Regions from separate parts of the Homo sapiens genome. Here region 2 is linked to region 1. A link is a loop called in an ENCODE intact Hi-C map of the cell type or tissue named here. Cell type or tissue: psoas muscle. All regions are shown on one strand. Each heading gives the region's core, and the rest is flanking DNA. Links, peaks and the distances in the headings are about the cores only.

The links. A loop is a pair of places that touch in the nucleus more often than their neighbours do. Peaks named below come from ENCODE experiments on the same cell type or tissue, not always from the same donor. Only the 100,000 strongest peaks of a DNase experiment are listed, where the experiment ranks them.
Region 2: it touches region 1 in a loop (2.5-fold over the local background); 13 of 110 quality-filtered maps call a loop at or near these places.

What each region holds. Positions count from the first base shown.
Region 1 is chr2:198,123,228-198,132,016 of GRCh38, reverse strand. All of the region lies in intron 5 of PLCL1 (phospholipase C like 1 (inactive)), which reads right to left. Among named protein-coding and RNA genes, the nearest start is that of LINC01923, 250 kb to the left of the region's middle. In psoas muscle, for the core only: a CTCF peak has its summit at 4,166 (motif pointing right); a DNase peak (open chromatin) is centred at 4,196; H3K27ac peaks cover 435 bases.
Region 2 is chr2:198,050,072-198,058,860 of GRCh38, reverse strand. The region is part of intron 1 of PLCL1 (phospholipase C like 1 (inactive)); the gene reads right to left. Among named protein-coding and RNA genes, the nearest start is that of PLCL1, 250 kb to the right of the region's middle. In psoas muscle, for the core only: a CTCF peak has its summit at 4,375 (motif pointing right); no DNase peak of the experiment used is centred there; H3K27ac peaks cover 2,042 bases.

The sequences.
Region 1 (8,789 bases), core at 388-8,387:
CAATTCTTGCTCTTAAGGCAAGGAAAGGGGAAATGGAAAAGGAAAAGATAACACAGTCCTCTAAAGCCTGCTTCAAATGTGAAGGATCTTCTAGCCTGAGATTCCATGAGGCTGCCCATTCAGTGGCTCCTCTTCTTTCTAGGAGATGTGTTCCCTGCATCGTCACATGCAGTCTCACTTCAAGAAGCCTGAATGAGTCCCGTTTTATTTTAAATGAGAAATGACAGGCTTGCTACAATTTTAACCACACCATTTGATTGCTTGATAACCAAGGCAAAATAGAGTTTAAACCATGTCCTGGCTAAGGCTTTCAAGCTTCTTGCAGAGAAAACCAGAATCAGTCAAAAGGATAGAAAGAATAGGGGTTATGGCTGATGTCTGCAGTGGGAAGAATGATTAATAAGTTATGAATTGACTTTGTGACTTTGGAAATGTCCCTAACTCCTGTGGGCAGCAGTTTCCTTTTCTCCAAAACATGGGGATTTGACGAGACGTTCTTTGATTTGACCTCATATGCTAAATGTCTACTGTTTATTAATTGGGGCTCAGGTTAAAATTGCTATGTTAAAATTCATCACCTAATTGCTTACAATAATAGAGACTGTCTCGTGAAAGATAAAAAAGCAATTAAAGTGCTATGATAGTGGAATAGCAGAGTTCTGTGGGAATACGTACAGGGATACCTAACTCTGTTGAAGATGGGAGGCAGGAGAAGGTGAGGTGTCCATGAAGGCATCCTGAAGACTCCGTACCTGAGCAAACACCTGAAGTACAGATAACAGTGCCCCATGCAGTGTGAAAACAACAGGATGGGGGCTCCCAGGGAGCAGGGGTACAAGCAGGGTTACACACTTTCAAGGAAGAAGGGACAGTCCATGTGACTACTCAGCATGAAAGCATCCCTGGTGCCACTGAGGAAGTGGAGAAAGTTCCATGTGGCTGGAGTAGTGCATGGAAGAAGAAGGCAATGAGAGACGAAGCTGGAGGGGAAGGAGGGGAGCTGAGAAGACAGGCCACAATGAGTTTCAGAAGAGAAGTTAAGAAGGAGCTGTGGGAAGCCCTGGAAGGGCTTTAGGAAGGGAGAATGGCCATGACCAGCTTTACATTCAAAAAGATCACTCCAGCTCTATGCTATGGAGTGGGAAAAGGATAGAGGAGAAATGACTTTTCACTAACTCAGGTGATAAATGAAGATAACTAAGGTGACGGCTATGGGAATGGAAGTTTCCTAGGGAGGTATTAAGGAGGTTGACCCAACGGTGCTTGCTAACCAATTAGAGGTGGAGAGTTAAGAAAAGGATCAAGGATAACCCCCAGGATTTAGGTTTGGATAACTCTGAGTTGTCATTTATTCATTCAAGCAGGAATTCCAGAGGTGTCACTGAGGATAAGCAGGACATATGGATAGGGATAAGCACAGCTGGAGACATGCCGACCTTGCTGTGGCTGAGTGACCTCCCAGGTACAATGCCTGGGAGGTAATTTGATATATAAACTATATGGGAGGATGAGCAGGGATCATCAAGAGATAAAGAGAGTGACACCTGGGCCAAAAATACACACTTGAGATTTGACAGCATGGTGAAGATAATCAAAACCCTTTGCATGAACTGTGTCCCCCAGGGACAGAAGGTGGAGTGAGAAGATAGCCTAAGCTAGAACCCTAAGAAATACCAGCATTTAACAGAATAGCAGAGGAAAGGGAACCTGCAAACGATTCTGGGAAGAAAGAGTCAGAGATGTAGGAAGAAGAGAGAAGGGGGTGGTGTCCCAGAAATCAAGAGAAGCAGTGTTGCAAGAAGTGGGGAGTCAGCCTGGGAAATATCACAATATTCTATCTCTACAAAACATAAAATTAGCAGGGTGTGGTGGCATGTGCATGTAGTCCCAGCTACTTGGGAGGCTGAAGCAGGAGGATTGCTTGAGCCCAGCAGGTTGAGGCTGCAGTGAGCCATGATCATGCCACCACAGTCCAGCCTGGGTGACAGAGCAAGACCCTGTCTCAAAAAAATTAAAAAAAATAAAAAGTAGGGAGTGCTTAGCCACGTAGAATGTTCCCAACTAGTCAAAAAAGATAAAAACTGGAAAAGTGTCCATGAGATTTTGTGACAAGGTGGTTATTGGTGACCTTGGTGAGAATGATTTAATGGAGTGTCGGGGAAGAAGAAAGATTAAAGTTGGCTAAGAAGTGAGTGGGAGGTAAGGAAGTGGATTCGGCAAGTATAAACAACCCTGTTAAGAAGTTTGACTATGTAGGCGAGGAGATAGAAAGAGGAAGGAGATGAGCTGAAGGAGGGCTGAAAGTCCTTTAGAAAAGCCCGTTTGTATACATATTGTTGATGAAAAAAGCAAGCCAAATTCTGTAAAATATTTGAAGAGATTTATTCTGAGCCAAATGTGAGGACCATGACCTGTGACACAGCCTCAGGAGGTCCTGAGAACATGTGGCCAAGGAGGTTGGGTTACAGTTTGATATTTTAAATTTTAGGAGGACATAAGACATCAATCATGGTTTGGTAGGGAAAGGCAGAACAACTCGAAGCAGGAGACTTACAGGTCATAGGTGGATTCAAAGATTTTTCTGATTGGCAATTGGTTGAAGGGTTTAAGTTATTATCTAAAAAACCTGGAATCAATAGAAAGGAGTGTCTGGGCAAAGATAAGGGGTGTTGTTGGAGACCAACGGTCTTATTATGTAGATGAAGTCTTATAGGTGGCCATCCTTAGAGGCAATAGATGGCAAATGCTTCCTATTCATACCTTTAAAAGGTACCAGACTCTCAGCTAAACTCTTCAGGATCAGAAAAAGACCTGGAAAGGGAAGGGGCTTCTCTAAAGGAGGTAAATTTCCCCCACAAGAGATAGCTTTGCAGGGCCATTTAAAAATATGTCAAAGAAATATATTTTGGGGTAAAATACTTGATTTTTCTCAGGGCCTGCTATCTGTCATGTGATGCTATACTGGAGTCAGGTTGGAATTTGGTATCTTATTGCTACAAAGAGCCTACTGTGTCTTAAGATCTCTGTTTTAATTTTAAGGCCGATCAGTTCAGCCTGAATTCCAAAGGGAGGAAAGTATAATGCAGCGTATCCAATTCCCTTTTACCATTGAAACTGCCTTTGCAAAATTATGACTGAGACAGTGAAAGAGATCCAACTTAAATGACTCCATCTTGCCTCTAACCTCCAAGCTGGGCATAGGCTGAACTAACTTTGGGAAGAACTTATAGTTTATGGTTTAAAACAAGAACAATAACATCCCTTTCCTAAAATAAACCTCCTTCTTGACTACTAACAGTAGCCACAAGATTAGAAATTATGGTTTAGGAGTCATGCAGCTGGAGGCTACAAGATTCTGACCCTCCCTAAACTGCTCCTAAGATCAGTACTTGAGAAGTTTTGCAGACCCTGCACTTGACGGATCAACTGGCACCACCATATCAAGAAATTGGCCCATCTGATCCTGTGATGCCCACCCAGGAACGGACTAAGCGCAAGAAGACAGTAACGCCCCATGATTTCCTCTCCATAATTTCATCTCCGACCCAGCCAATCAGCAGTCCCTGACTCACTGCCCCTCCCCTCCCACAAATTGTCTTTAAAAACTCTGATCCTGGGGAGACAGATTGGAGCAATAATAAAACTCCAGATTCCCGCACAGCTGGCTCTGTGCGAATTATTCTTTCTCTATTGCGATTCCCCTGTCTAGATGAATCAGCTCTTTCTAGGTAGCATGAAAGGTGAACCCAACTGGGTGGTTACACCATCAGGTTCCCATCATGGCCTGAACTAGCTTTTTGGAATTTTTTGGAATCCCCTTGTCCCCATAGGACAGGTCCATTCAGTCGGTTAAGGGGCTTAGAATTTTATTTTTGGTTTACAATATAAATGCAGTTAGGCTGAACTACGAATGAAAGGAAAAAGACAAAATACAAAATGGAATGACTAAAAGCCTCTACTTCTAGTACTGATCGTTGTTCAAATTTGTGTTTCATAGCATCCTAATTTTTTTCTCCTTATTTTAGAGCCGCTTTATTTGTGTGAAGTGAGAAATTTACTCAGCAAAATAAAAAGTACATAAATTTATATGTAAGTAAATCTACCTAAACTTAAAAGTAAAAAAGCAGGGATGACTACCTCCAGAAAATGAAGATTTTTCACACTGTCCAGCAGGTGGCTCCCCTGCTTTGGACTTAGGTAGGGAGTGCCTGCTGTCCACAAAAAGCTTGTGCTCCAATGATCAGAAATGGCTTCTAAAACCATGTGGTTTATTCCTCTGCTTCCATGTAGATTTGCACCTAAGTCATTCTAAGCATATAAAAATGACCTCAAATAGATTTTGAAAACTTACCACATCATCAAAAAACATTGGTGTATCCCCAACCTGTGTAAATAGGCATTTAAATTAGAAGTAAACACTATGTACACACATTTTCAGATGGAAACTATCTTTCTTAGCAAAACCTGAAACTGTCATGCCTCTTCAAAGGGAGAAAGCATATCTAGCTATTTGCTTTCACAATTTGGTGAAAGAGAGAAAAAATGGTAACGTAAAACTATGTCCAATAAAGTTTATTTCATATAATTTAAAAAATATGTTAAAATAGCCATACCTCTTATATGTATAAGACAGTATCTTTATACTTACTGTTTGGAAAATTTTAATATACACAACTTAATCTAACATGATGTAAAGCTCTCAGGTTTAAATAATCTGTTGGTATTATAAGACAACATTCTTTCCTCTACTTGGTAGGGGTCATTAGCATGATTTAGCATGTGGAAAATGTTATCATTATGCATTTATGATTATTCACAGTAAAGAGGGTATGTGGATGGAAGGGCAATTGAAAAGGTTCACCCCATAGACAATTCCCTTTGCAACTCTTCCATCCTGCTGTGCTACAAACTGCCTACTAACATCAGAAATAACATGGGAGAGAGAAGGGCAAAGGTCAGTTTTTCAACTGTCAGTGTAAAAGGGACTAAGAATACACCACCCCCCACACACACACACACACACACTCACACACTCATTCACTGTACTAGCTAAAACCAGCGTCCCTCACCTGCCAATCTGCTTAGTAAATGGCTCTATCTTGTTGTTGTTGTTTGAGACAGGGTCTCACTCTGTCACACAGGCCGATGTGCAGAGGTGCAATCATGTCTCACTGCAGCCTCACCCTCCAAGACTCAAGCGACTCTCTCCTCAGCCTCCCAAGAAGCTGAGACTATAGATATGTGCCACCATGCCCAGCTAATTTTTGTATTTTTTGTAGAGCTGGGGTCTCACCAGGTTACCCAGGCTGGACTGGAACTCCTGAGCTCAAGGGATCTGCCCACTTCAACCTCCCAAAGTGCTGGGATTACAGGAATGAGCCACCGCGCTTGGCCTGGCTCTATCATTTTTAACTTGCTAATGGTGTGAAATGAATGTGAGCACCTAGATTTGGAATCTAGGTTGACGTCATGGTTATGAGCTCAGCGCTAACGTAGGGATGGTTCCCTCCACACAGCCCCTGGGTGGTCCCCACAGCCCAGGCAGCAAATCATGTGACCTCTCACTCTTTCCATCTTTTCTCATTTTCTGCAAAACCTAAAGACAAAAAGTTGAAAAGATTAGCCACTAAGCAAAATCACCTCAGAAGGAGACAAGGGCTTTTTTTGTAGGACAGGCACAGATTTATCATCATAAATGCAATTCTTGTTCAAAAAGATCTCAAGGCTGAGTCTTCTAGATTGTAGAGGAGTTGGGGGGTAAGCACAGAAGAGAAATGGTGTATGCAGAGACATAGAGGCAAGCACACACATGGGATATTTGGAGAACTGCAGAGGGATGGCCATGTTAGGAGCAGAAGGAGTAAGTGGAAACTAATCAAAGAAAAATGAAATCTATTGTAGGGAAAGTGTCCTACTTAACCTGAGGGAGTAGCCCCACTAGAAACAAATTAAAGAATTATATACACCTAGACAGGATTTTAAAACTTTGTTATCCTAGAGACTTGAGAAGCTATATTCCACTAAAGAAAATATATGTTGACTAATATTTGAACACTTCATGTATCTGTTGTGTCGCTAAAGCAAAAATTTACACGTCTGTTCAGAACAAACACTGGAGCATTCTGCTCGGTCTACTAGGAGGATCCCATGGCCCATTTTTGCTTACTCTTTAATTTTCCATATTTTTTTGTTCACACACCCAGGCTGACACCTGCCAGAGGATGTTTTAGTACTAGAAAGAAATCAATGGATCCTGGCAGCTGTCTCAGCTCCCTTCAAAGAGTGACCTTTAGGTGTGGCAGCCAAAGCATATCTCCCACCATGACATATTATATTTTATAATCCTCAGCTTCAGGTTGCATGTTTTAATAAAGTCTTCTACTAATGTCACCTTCAAGGGTATTAAACCAACACAGCTGATTTCCTTATTCTCCACCCACATATTCTTTTCTTCTTTTTTCTCTTGTACTTGAAAAAAAATGGGAATTGGTGGTACTGAAGCTGAATTTAATTCTTTCAGCTGTGAAAAGTCCAAACATTGCTATACTATTTTAAAGTAACAGATTCCAATACTCCTCATATCTGTAAACCACATGTTGTTTATTTTATGTAGTCATATATTTTAAATAAAAGGAAAAAATATAAAAATCCCCTAGTTCCTATGGACAAATTGCTCATACATACAAAAATGAGCACTCACAAAATGCAAAACCCCAATACTCATAAGACTAAGAGGAAAGGAAATCTGTCCTTGGTTTAAAACCAGCCCATTCTTCATTTTGAAGGCCAGACTAAGATGAGATTTATACTATGGCCTGCAGCCAAAAGTGGACTATTTTGGTAGATATAAATATATATATCTTCTGTTCTCTAAGGAATTAAGCTAAGGGCCCTCTTTCTTGACTTTGCAGGTCTGGCACAACTCTAGAGCCCAGATAGCATTCTCTGGTGAAACTTTCAGCAGTGCAGAAACATTCTGTATCTCTGTTGTCCATTATGGTAGTCACTAGCCACATGTGGCTACTGAGCACTTGAAATGTGACGAATGCCCCTGAGGAATGGAATATCTAATTTTATTCAATTGTAATTATTTTGTATTACTTAAAATAGCACACCTATGGCTAGTGCTTTCTGCATTGGACAGCACGGGCTAAAAAGTGCCAACCTTCAGCAAGATAATGAATTAAATAAAATTATTTTTCATTCTCTACAAAGTACAAGCCAAAATAACTAATTATGGCTTGTACTTTGTAACATCTGTATCTCCCATAAGAACATAAACTCTGAATGCAGTAGCTGCTTCTATCATGTTCATAGAGGCATCCCAGGAGTTAGCACAGGGCCCGGCCAAAGCAAGATTTTGTTTGTGTTTGTTGAATCAAAGGCTTTGTTTGTGTTTTTTGAATGAAAAAATTAATTGAGTGCCACTGAATTCCTACTCCCCTCAGCCTAGGTCCCAATTTCCCAGGACTATGACTAACCACCCCCAAGAAACCTCATCTTCCAACTTCTTAATTCTGGCAAGGAATAGTCAACTTAACCAAAAATTAGCCTATCCTTTTATAACTAGTTCATTGCCCCCAGCTTTTTATGCAGGCCCATTTTAACAAGACTTTTCTGGAGAAAATTATCAAAGGACTGACCATCATGCTAATTAGTAATTTCAAGGTCAGACAATTATAATTATTTTAATTACATTATATTATGACAGGTATATCTGGGAAAGGCAGAAGCCAGTGGAGTAACAATGTGTGTATTTGTTGAGCGATAAGCTAGTGAAATTCTAATCACGCTGGTTAAGGAGACTGTCCTATCTGCCCACATAAAGAACAAGTCATGTGGCCAAGGGCACCCCACTTTACATAAAAATGCATCCTAATTAAATTACATTTTTCTGCCAAAGATCAAGAGAAAATTGTGGAGTTTTAAGTTTGTGTCCTGATGAGTTTTGCACTAGGAAACTCAAACGTTAGCTTTCTCCTCCTAGGTCCCTGTATTAGTCTGCTAGGGCTGCCATGACAAAGCACCACAGACAGGGTGGCTTAAGCCAGGGTCCCCAACCTTTTTGGCACCAGGTACTGGTTTCATGGAATACAATTTTTCCATGGACTGGGGGGCTGGAGAGGGGTGCATAGTTTCAGGATGAAACTGTTCCACCTCAGATCCTCAGGCATTAGTTAGGTTCTCATAAGGAGCAAACAACCTAGATTCCTCACATGCACAGTTCACAATTGGTTTCCCATTCCTATGAGAATCTAATGCTGCTGCTGATCTGACAGGAGGCGGGGCTCAGGCAGCAATGCTCATTGCTGCATGGTCTGGTTCCTAACAGGTTACGGAGCGAGGTTTGCTCTGTAGCTTAAGCAACAGAAATTTATTTCTGACAATTCTAGAAGCTAAAAGTCCCATATCAAGGTGTTGGCAGGGTTGGTTTCTTCTGAGACCTCACTGCTTGGCTTATATAGATGGCCATCTTTTCCCTATGTCTTCACATGGTCTTCCTTCTGTACCTGTCTAAGTCTAAATTTTGTCTTCTTATAATGACACCCATCATATTGGATTATCCCCCGCCCCACCAATTACCTCATTTTAATTTAGTTACCTCTTTAAAGGCCCTATCTCCAAATACAGCCATATCCTGAGATACTGGGGGTTTAGGATTTCAACATAGAAATTTGTGAAGGGGACACCATCAAGTCCATAACAGTCAACCCCTCCTAATGTTCCAATCTCTGTTGCAAGTGGACTTGTTATCTACAGCCAACCACACTAGAATCCTCTGTATTTAA
Region 2 (8,789 bases), core at 329-8,328, 73 kb after region 1:
TTAATTCTGTCTTCAGCCTGATTGAAGGAATCGCTAAAATGGAATGAAATAGAATAAAATAAAATAAAGCAATCATATGTCTTTATACTAAAATCTAAAAAGAACGGAGAATTTTTGAAACTGACCTATCTATATAAGACACATATTTGGATAAGTAAAACAGCTATCTTTTAGATTGCTATGATATCTGGTACAGGTAGATAGAGCAACTTGCTTATATAGAATATAATTAAAGTAGTTCTTAATTATATTTATTAATATAATTAAAATTGTTTATTATAATTGTTACTTTTATAAACTATATCCCTCAAAATGATTTTTTAAAAATGTTTACAGAAGCCAAGCAGTCTGGTAATTGCATGTATTTGATCTTATTAAATGGCACTTTTTATTCCTGAAAATTCTTTTCTATGATTTGACTATAATTTAATATTATTTTGATGTATCGAAACTCATACACTAAAATGAATTCTTCCTCCTTTACAGTAGACACCTTGAGAAGGGATATATTTAATTTGGGATGCAGCCTTTGATTAAAGGTACTGTTTTATTAAAAATTAAAATTTTATTTATAGAATTGTAGGAAAGCAATGTCTATATAAAACCAACCATACAGAAGGACATAAAATGGAAAGTAAAATTCAACCAGTATCACAAAAATGCAGAGGTATCACTATTAATATTTTGGCAAATATCTTTCCAGCCATTTATTTATATGAATATGTTACATAAAGAAAAAACAACTACAAAAATACCATCATACTATATCTGCAGTTCGAAAACCAGTTTTCACTCCACACTATATCAGAGGCATCATTCAAAATAGGTAAGTTTTAAGTCACATAGTATTTATTTGTTGAATCCCTCTTTGATGGATATTTCTATTTTTTTCCAATTTTACATTACTATGAACAACTCTGCAACAAGCTAAATGCATTTTCAGAACACGATTTTGGAATAATCTTCTAAGTCTAACACATAGACATCTGCAGTTTTAGGAAACTATACTTCTCTAAGTGTATCTTCCCTTGGAAATATTCAAGTCTTTCAAAATCAGGTCTAGTTAATAAGAGTAGCACTATTTCTCGCCACGCCTAGCTGTGACTGACAGAGGAAATTCCTTGTAAAGCACTTGGAGTTCCATGCATCATACTTTTTTGGTGGTAGTATGATAGAAAAGAGCATAGACTTTGTCAGGCAGATCTGTTTGTTTTTATAAGTAACTTTTTATTGAAGTGAGCATATATACAGAAAAGTACACAAATTATAAATATACATCTTGATGGATTTTCACAAAATATACTGGGTAACCAAAACTGATATTTCCTCCTTTTATTACTGCTTTTCTATTCACTATGTAATCTTGGATAAATCATCTCTCTGCACCTTTGAAATGGGCATGACAATACCTGCCTTAAAGGTGTACCGAGAAGACTAAATGAAACAATGTGTACAAAGCATCTAGTACACAGTAAAAAAAGGTTAGTATCCTCCCTACTACCCCCACACCAGGGAACAGGTCCTGGCCACATCCTCACCAGCTCCTCCTGTCCTTCAACCCAGCACCATCAAGAGCCTAGGATGCCTCGTTCCCCAGACTGCTTTCATTATGAACCTCTCCATTATAAAATAAGTTCTTAATACTGTTTGAGAGGAATACAATCACATCGAGGACTCTAATTTAGAACCACAGAGTATTGACTCCTAAAAGATAAAGAGGCTCATCTCCATTAAGAAAAGTGGTTGTTCAAATGATTCACAAGTTTAATTCTGCTACTTGCCAAGCATTATTAAAAATATAATGAAATGCAAAGCTCCCTGAGTTTTCACCAGGGCACCCACACATGCCAAGTGCAAGTCTCACTCAGCAGCTCAAAATGTGCTATATCCTCAAGCATAAAACCCTATTTTTATTCAAAAACCCCAAATCAAGGTTGTGGATAGCGTTGATTGAAATGGAATTCATCTTTTGCCATTGCTGCTAAAGCTATCCAGGTGCTGAATGTGGTGTCCAGGGGTGCAAATCAAAGTCAGCAACACCCAACACTTCAACAGGTCTATCTACACTGTGAGGTCTCAACCATCGCTCAGGGACTGCTCTATCAAGACAAAATTTAGTAATGCGGTAAGCACACTGCCAAATGCTAATAGTCACAAAAGAAAATAGTGCAAAAATAATTTTGTTAAAAAACAGCTACTATGAATCTATATGCTAGGCTCTCTGTTATGTAAGCTCTTTACACACACGATCCTATTTTCCCCTCACAACAGGTCTTCGTGGTGGTTTCATTATCACCATTTTGCAGATGAGGAAACTGAGGCTTTGAAAGATTAAGTAACCTGCCCAAGATCACGAAGTGGAAAGATAAATTGAGATTCAAATCTGGCTCAAAGGAGAGATAGCTTAAATGTAATCCTAGGTCTGTCTGACTCAGAGGCCTTGGTCTCCAAAAACTACATAGTACCAGAAAAGTCCCACTTTGTCCCACTGATGTTTGCATTCCGATCAAACACCAATCTTTTAAACTAATCAATCCTTATGGGGGGGAGGGGAACAACTTGATATTGTAAGGATAAGAAAAAAATTATTAAACCAAAAGCCTTCCTGATGAAAAATTCTGTTGCTAGAATTTTCCAGTTGTTTTGTTTTTAATTAGCAGGTAATTAATAGTGTGATAAACAACATGAAGACAGAGAAATGTTATTGAAATGGTTGTTGTCTATAATAATTTTCTCCACTTCTTTGAATGCTTTTAATTTTAAAATTGAAACACAGGCATCTTAGTGTAACTCCCTCTCAATTTGAAGCCAAGAAATTGTGGAAATTTCATATGGAAATTTAAATAATCCCTTTATCTCCAAAGCCAATTATTTTTCTTTCCTACTTGGAACCTGCCCACCCCATTTGACTTCCAGCCATAAGCTTGGAGGTTGGTTGGAAAGCTGTAATGAGCTGAGGCTGCCAGCATGTCAGGTTCCATTGTGTGTATGTGACCGCTGATCACGGTGATGAAACAGTGATTATTTCATCCCTATCACTACAAATAAATGTGATTTTATGACAGCACTGGAGCTTTCATCATTTATTTAAAAGGAAAGAAAAAGATGTAAAGGTGGCTATACAATCCTTATCATAAAAATCTGTTTGCTCCCTGAGATCAGCAGTTGATTTTAATTTTATATTATCTATGTCGTTGTGAGATAAAAAGCCTTATTAATGTAAACATCATTCCAAGGAGAACCATGCTTCATGCTTCACCTCATCATATTTTAGAAGTACATAACATAAACGGTTTTCTCCAACTAAACCTAATTCACTCAGAGTTGAAAAAAAAAAAACAAAATAAAAGGTTTGAGAAACTACAGAATATTGATGTATTTAAGATTCACATGAATCAATTATTCAGTTATCTGGAGACTATCTGGAAATTAGATGTAATGTAATACTCCAAGAACATCTGCAATAGATCTTTCTCTCTCTCTCTCTCTCTCTCTTTCTCTCTCTCTCATACACAGACACACACACACACAGAGAGAGAGAGAGAGAGAGAGAGAGAGAGAGAGAGGCTTTGACCAGCAGTCCTTGAGGTTTGTGAATATTATGGGTTTAAGAGTTTAAATCAATTGGTTTATGCATTTTTCAGCCCCAAGTTCCTACAAAACAGGAAACGTTATATTTGCAGAATGCAGGTCAGAGCACTAGCTGTTTCTTCCCAGAACCTTCGACCTGTACAACGTGACTAAGAAGTATTTGGGAAGAGAGTTTAGGAAGGGTTTCCTGTTTGTCTTCATTTATTAGACTCTTCTTTTCTTTCCCAACACACATATACTATATAAAACATCATGAATGCCATATAATGTGCACCTTCTGATTTGCCAAAATGTTTTTATATTTGTTTTTCATCTGAGGTCATTTCTTAATATATCTAGATATTGTTCCCAAAGATGTGGAATCATTTCTCTCCCTCAGAGATCATTATTTTCCATAATGCCCCAGTACATTGAGGAAGTGGATTCCAGCTTGCTGTAGCAATGTTGGCCATCCCCACTATGAACTATCTTAACCCACAGGGAAATCAAAATCTTAAGTATCTGCTGTTTTACTTATTAAGTCTGAACCTAAAAGCCAGTCCCAAAAATGTCTCTGAAATTTTGCTGGCCATTTGGAAGTCAATTTTTATCTCCTCCCACAGCACTCCTCTTGCAAATGTTGCACTGACAAAAGGAACAGCCTGCTCATCTTGGTCCCTTGGTAAAGAGCTGCTGCCCAACTGGCAAAGAATGGGTTCCTATTCTACTCCCAAAAAAGTTACAGAGATGGGGCTGGAGTCAATGGTGTTAGATGTGTTCCAGGCTTAGCAAGCCACCAGGGGGCATTCCCTTCTGGGCCACACACTGCTGTCCTCTCTGAATTTTGTTAAGACTTGTCTTGTCGCCTAAGATGTGATCAATCCTAGAGACTGTTTCATGTGTACTTGAGAAGAAGGTGTATTCTGCTGCTGTTGGATGGAGTATTCTGCATATGTCTGTTAGGTCCATTTGGTTGAAAATGTAATTTAAGTCCAACACTTATTGATTTTCTGTTCAGATCATCTAAACAAAAAATCAATAAATATTGGACTTGAATTATACTTTTACACCTATGTGTAAATGTGTGAATATTGGACTTGAATCACATTATTATACCTATGTATTTAGGTGTTCTGATGTTGGGTGCATACATATTTGCAATTGTTATGTCTTCTTGAGGAATTAACCTCTGTATCCTTATGTAATGACCTTCTTTGCCTCTTTTTGTAGTTTTTGACGTAAAGTCTATTTTTATCTGACATAAGTGTAGCTACCCCTGATCTCTTTCCTCTGAACATTTTTACCCTTTCCCAAGAGAGAAAGGCAACTCCATAAATACTCCTGCAGCTGCAATACACTGAAGTGGGAAAGGCAGTGAAATCATGAAGTTTATCTTCTTTGACATGCTCTACACAAAACCCATTGGTTCTACACCCAAACCAGTTCCCCTTCCAAAGGCCTGTCTTCAACAATGGCAGTCACAATTATCTGAATTGCTTTATTTCTCCTGATCTTTTCCCCATCTAATAGGTTACTGCTCTCTTTCTCCTTTGGCAGGTCTCTCCTTCCTTTCTATTTCTATCACAACCAGCCTAGTTGAAGTACTGCAGCTCACAGCTAGATTACCGAAATGGACTGGATCAATAAGGGTCCAATGAGGGAAATAGGAACCACTCCAACATTCTAAAAAGAGGGAATGTAATACAGTGACTTAGATACATCACTGCTAAAAGAGCTAAGAAGCCAAAAGAGAATAAAGAGGCAACCCGGAGGCTAACAACTGCAGGTAGCTACTACCACTCCTTGGCTGGAGGGACAGAAGGAGAGGATGGTATTACCAGCACCAAAGGGCCAGAGTCATGGAAAAAGCTGGAACCACAGTGGGCCTGTCTTACACAAGCTGGAGCCACAAAGCAAACACAGCAGCTGTGCTTGCCTGCCCATCTCCTGCCAGTGCCTCTCATTGGCTAAACCCAGCTGGGAAAGAGCTAGGAAATCAGCCTGCAGGGGTTGAACCTTCAGCCATGCAGATAATGAAGTGGGAGAAAAGGAATAGATCTGACAGCAAAAAAGGCCAATGATTAGTTCATAAGATAAATTCACTCTTACATGTAGCTCTCACTATAGATTACTGACTTCCCATTTTATATAATGAAATATGGCCTCAAGAGGATAAGTACCAAACCGAGGGTCAAAGTACCAAACCTAGGGTTCTATCCTGCAGCCCAGGCTAGAACTTGAAGGTCTCTCAGACCTAAAATCCCACTTTTTCCCAAGTCTCCACTGCCTTCTCTTGTCAGTTGCCCTTCAGCTACAACATTTATACCATCATGGGCTATATATAGCATATGATTACTTTTATATAATAAGCAGAGACTATAACTGTAATCTCGAGGCTCCAGTCTTCTTCCAGGCTAGGAATGAAGGGGGAGGTACCTCATTTTATTTAGAGGCCTCCAGCACCTTGAGGAGATACTTAACCTAGTCAGTCCCTTCTTCCCTGCCAGTCCAAGGCCCAGAATCAGCAAAGCCTGTCTTACCTGGAATGAGTGAGCACTTCCCAGGTGGGATTTGAGGAGACACAGAAAAGGCCCCACATTTCAAAATGACATTCCTTATTTTTACTCATTGCTTCATTTCACAAATATTTATCAAAAATTCTATGATATCCAATAAGGACTATGGGAAACCTGTATTGGTTGGTGCTGAAATAATGCTTCCAAAATTTATGTCAATTAGTGTAAGGTAATGGTTTTTTTTTTTTTCAACCTCTATAGCTATAAAGACAAAACAGAGTGAACTCATACCACCAAAGTCTGCACACTGCCAGAGACCACCAAAGAGTCCCATTTTAAGCTATCTCTTGCTTTTTAAAAATGCATAAATTTTACATTATACCCCACAACAGTTCCATTTTAATCTAAAAAATAGTGAGATTTGGGCTGGGCGCCATGGCTCATGCCTATAATCCCAGCACTTTGGGAGGCCGAGGCAGGAGGATCACGATGAGGTCAAGAGATTGAGACCATCCTGGCCAACATGGTGAAACCCTGTCTCTACTAAAAATACAAAAATTAGGGGCTGGGCGCGGTGGCTCACGCCTGTAATCCCAGCACTTTGGGAGGCCAAGGCGGGTGGATCACCTGAGGTAGGGAGTTCGAGACCAGCCTGGCCAACATGGAGAAACCCTGTCTCTACTAAAAATACAAAAAAATTAGCCGGGCATGGTGGCGCATGCCTGTAATCTCAGCTACTCAGGAGGCTGAGGCAGGAGAATCACTTGAACCCAGGAGGCGGAGGTTGTGGTGAGCCAAGATCACGCCATTGCACTCCAGCCTGGACAACAAGAGTGAAACTCGGTCTCAAAAAATAATAATAATAATAATGATAATTAGCTGGCCGTGGTGGCACATGCCTGTAGTCCCAGCTACTCGGGAGGCTGAGGCAGGAGAATCGCTTGAACCCAGGAGACAGGTTGCAGTGAGCCGAGATCGCGCCACTGCACTCCAGCCTGGCGACAGAGCAAGACGCCGTCTAAATAAAATAAAATAAATAAATAAAAGTGAGATTTGCCAAAGAAACTTCCAGTCAAAGCAATTTTCCAGGATAAAATGCCATGGTAACATACCTAAATTTGGAAAATTTGGGCATAAAGTTTTGCATCCTGCTAAAAATGTAAATAACTCAGAGAAGGGCTGTTTTTTTAAGATATGATCAGGGGTTTTGTTTGCTTGTTTTTGTTCTTCTTGATATGAATGTGGTTGGAAGATATTACATATTCTTAAAGTGTAAACAAGAATATAAATTTTCAAGTAGAAAATTATATGTCTAATTTTCTTCTAATACTATAAAAAAGTAGTGACATCTATAAATCATAGACTCATGTTTATCATAACCATTAAAAATCTAAAACTGTAATATGTTAGCATTAGGGGAAGCTGGATATAGAGTATATAGGAACTATTTTTGCTATCTTTACGAATGTTCTATTAACCTAAAATTGTTGCAAAATACAAAGTTTTTTTCTCAATCCTCTATATTTTTAAAGTCCCCATAGAACCTATGGATTGTTTTTCCCTAGATATGGAAAATCCCTGTATTTGTTCCTCTTGTTATCCATTTTTCAGTTCCCTTTCTAATGAGTTTGTTCTCCTTATAATTTTCTTGTATCTCTGACCCTTCAATTTGACTTCATTTTGTGTTCAAGCCAGGAAAACCTACCAATTTGAACTTGAAAGAGACAGAACTCACTTAGCACAATTTTCATTCTTTACGTTGTCGTTGTACCACGTTAAAATGTTTTCCCTTCAAATAATTATATGGCATAGCACTTTGAAATATGACCATTTGCGGAAACCCAATTTCAGAAAATCAAACACAGCTCACGAAGGTGCTGACTGGATAACAAATTCAATCCAGGATCATAGATGCCTCTAAAGAGATAGTTGCCAGATGTTCTTTTGGATATGGGAGAAGATAAAGAATTAGGAAAGAAGAGGCAAAGGAGAGAACAATCATGAATTAAGCAGGGACTTTTTAGGGGAAAAACTAGAAGGGGAATTTTTAATTCCAAATAATTTCCTATCTGTCAAACTGGCCAACTGATATATGTAAGTCTTAACTTAAATATCACCACCTAAGCCAAAGGAATGTTGTGAGACATATTTTAAAATATTTGTCTGTCATACAGCACACAAAACAACCTTTTAGCATTCAGCTTTGAACTGAAAAAGTTCTAGTAAGTTGTGTATTTTTTTTTATCAATCTCAAGGTTCCCAAAATGATATCTTTACTACATCTCCATTTTATTTACTCAAATAGATGATATCTTCTTTGTCTTTTCCCTTTTTCCCTTACTCCTCCCCTGCCCTCCCCACAACCCCAGCACCCCATCTCCTGAGACATAAGAGGGATAAAGGATCCTCAAGTATCTACATATTAACCATGTACTGGGTATTGAAGAGTTACTTTTACTTTCTTGTTTAACTCTGTTTTCCTCAAGTCTCTTATTTCTTCCAATCTCACCTACCACTGTCTACAAACAGCCATGAAAACGTACAGAAAAAAAACAGGCCTCGGCAGACAGATGTCCTGAATATTAAGCTGGAGCTGTTTCCATGCTCCAACCAGGCAACTGTGAGCTAGAACCTTTTCTGTGTCAGACTGCACACTACAGGAGGCCAACTTCCAACTCACGAAACCTCACCTCGTTGCCCTCT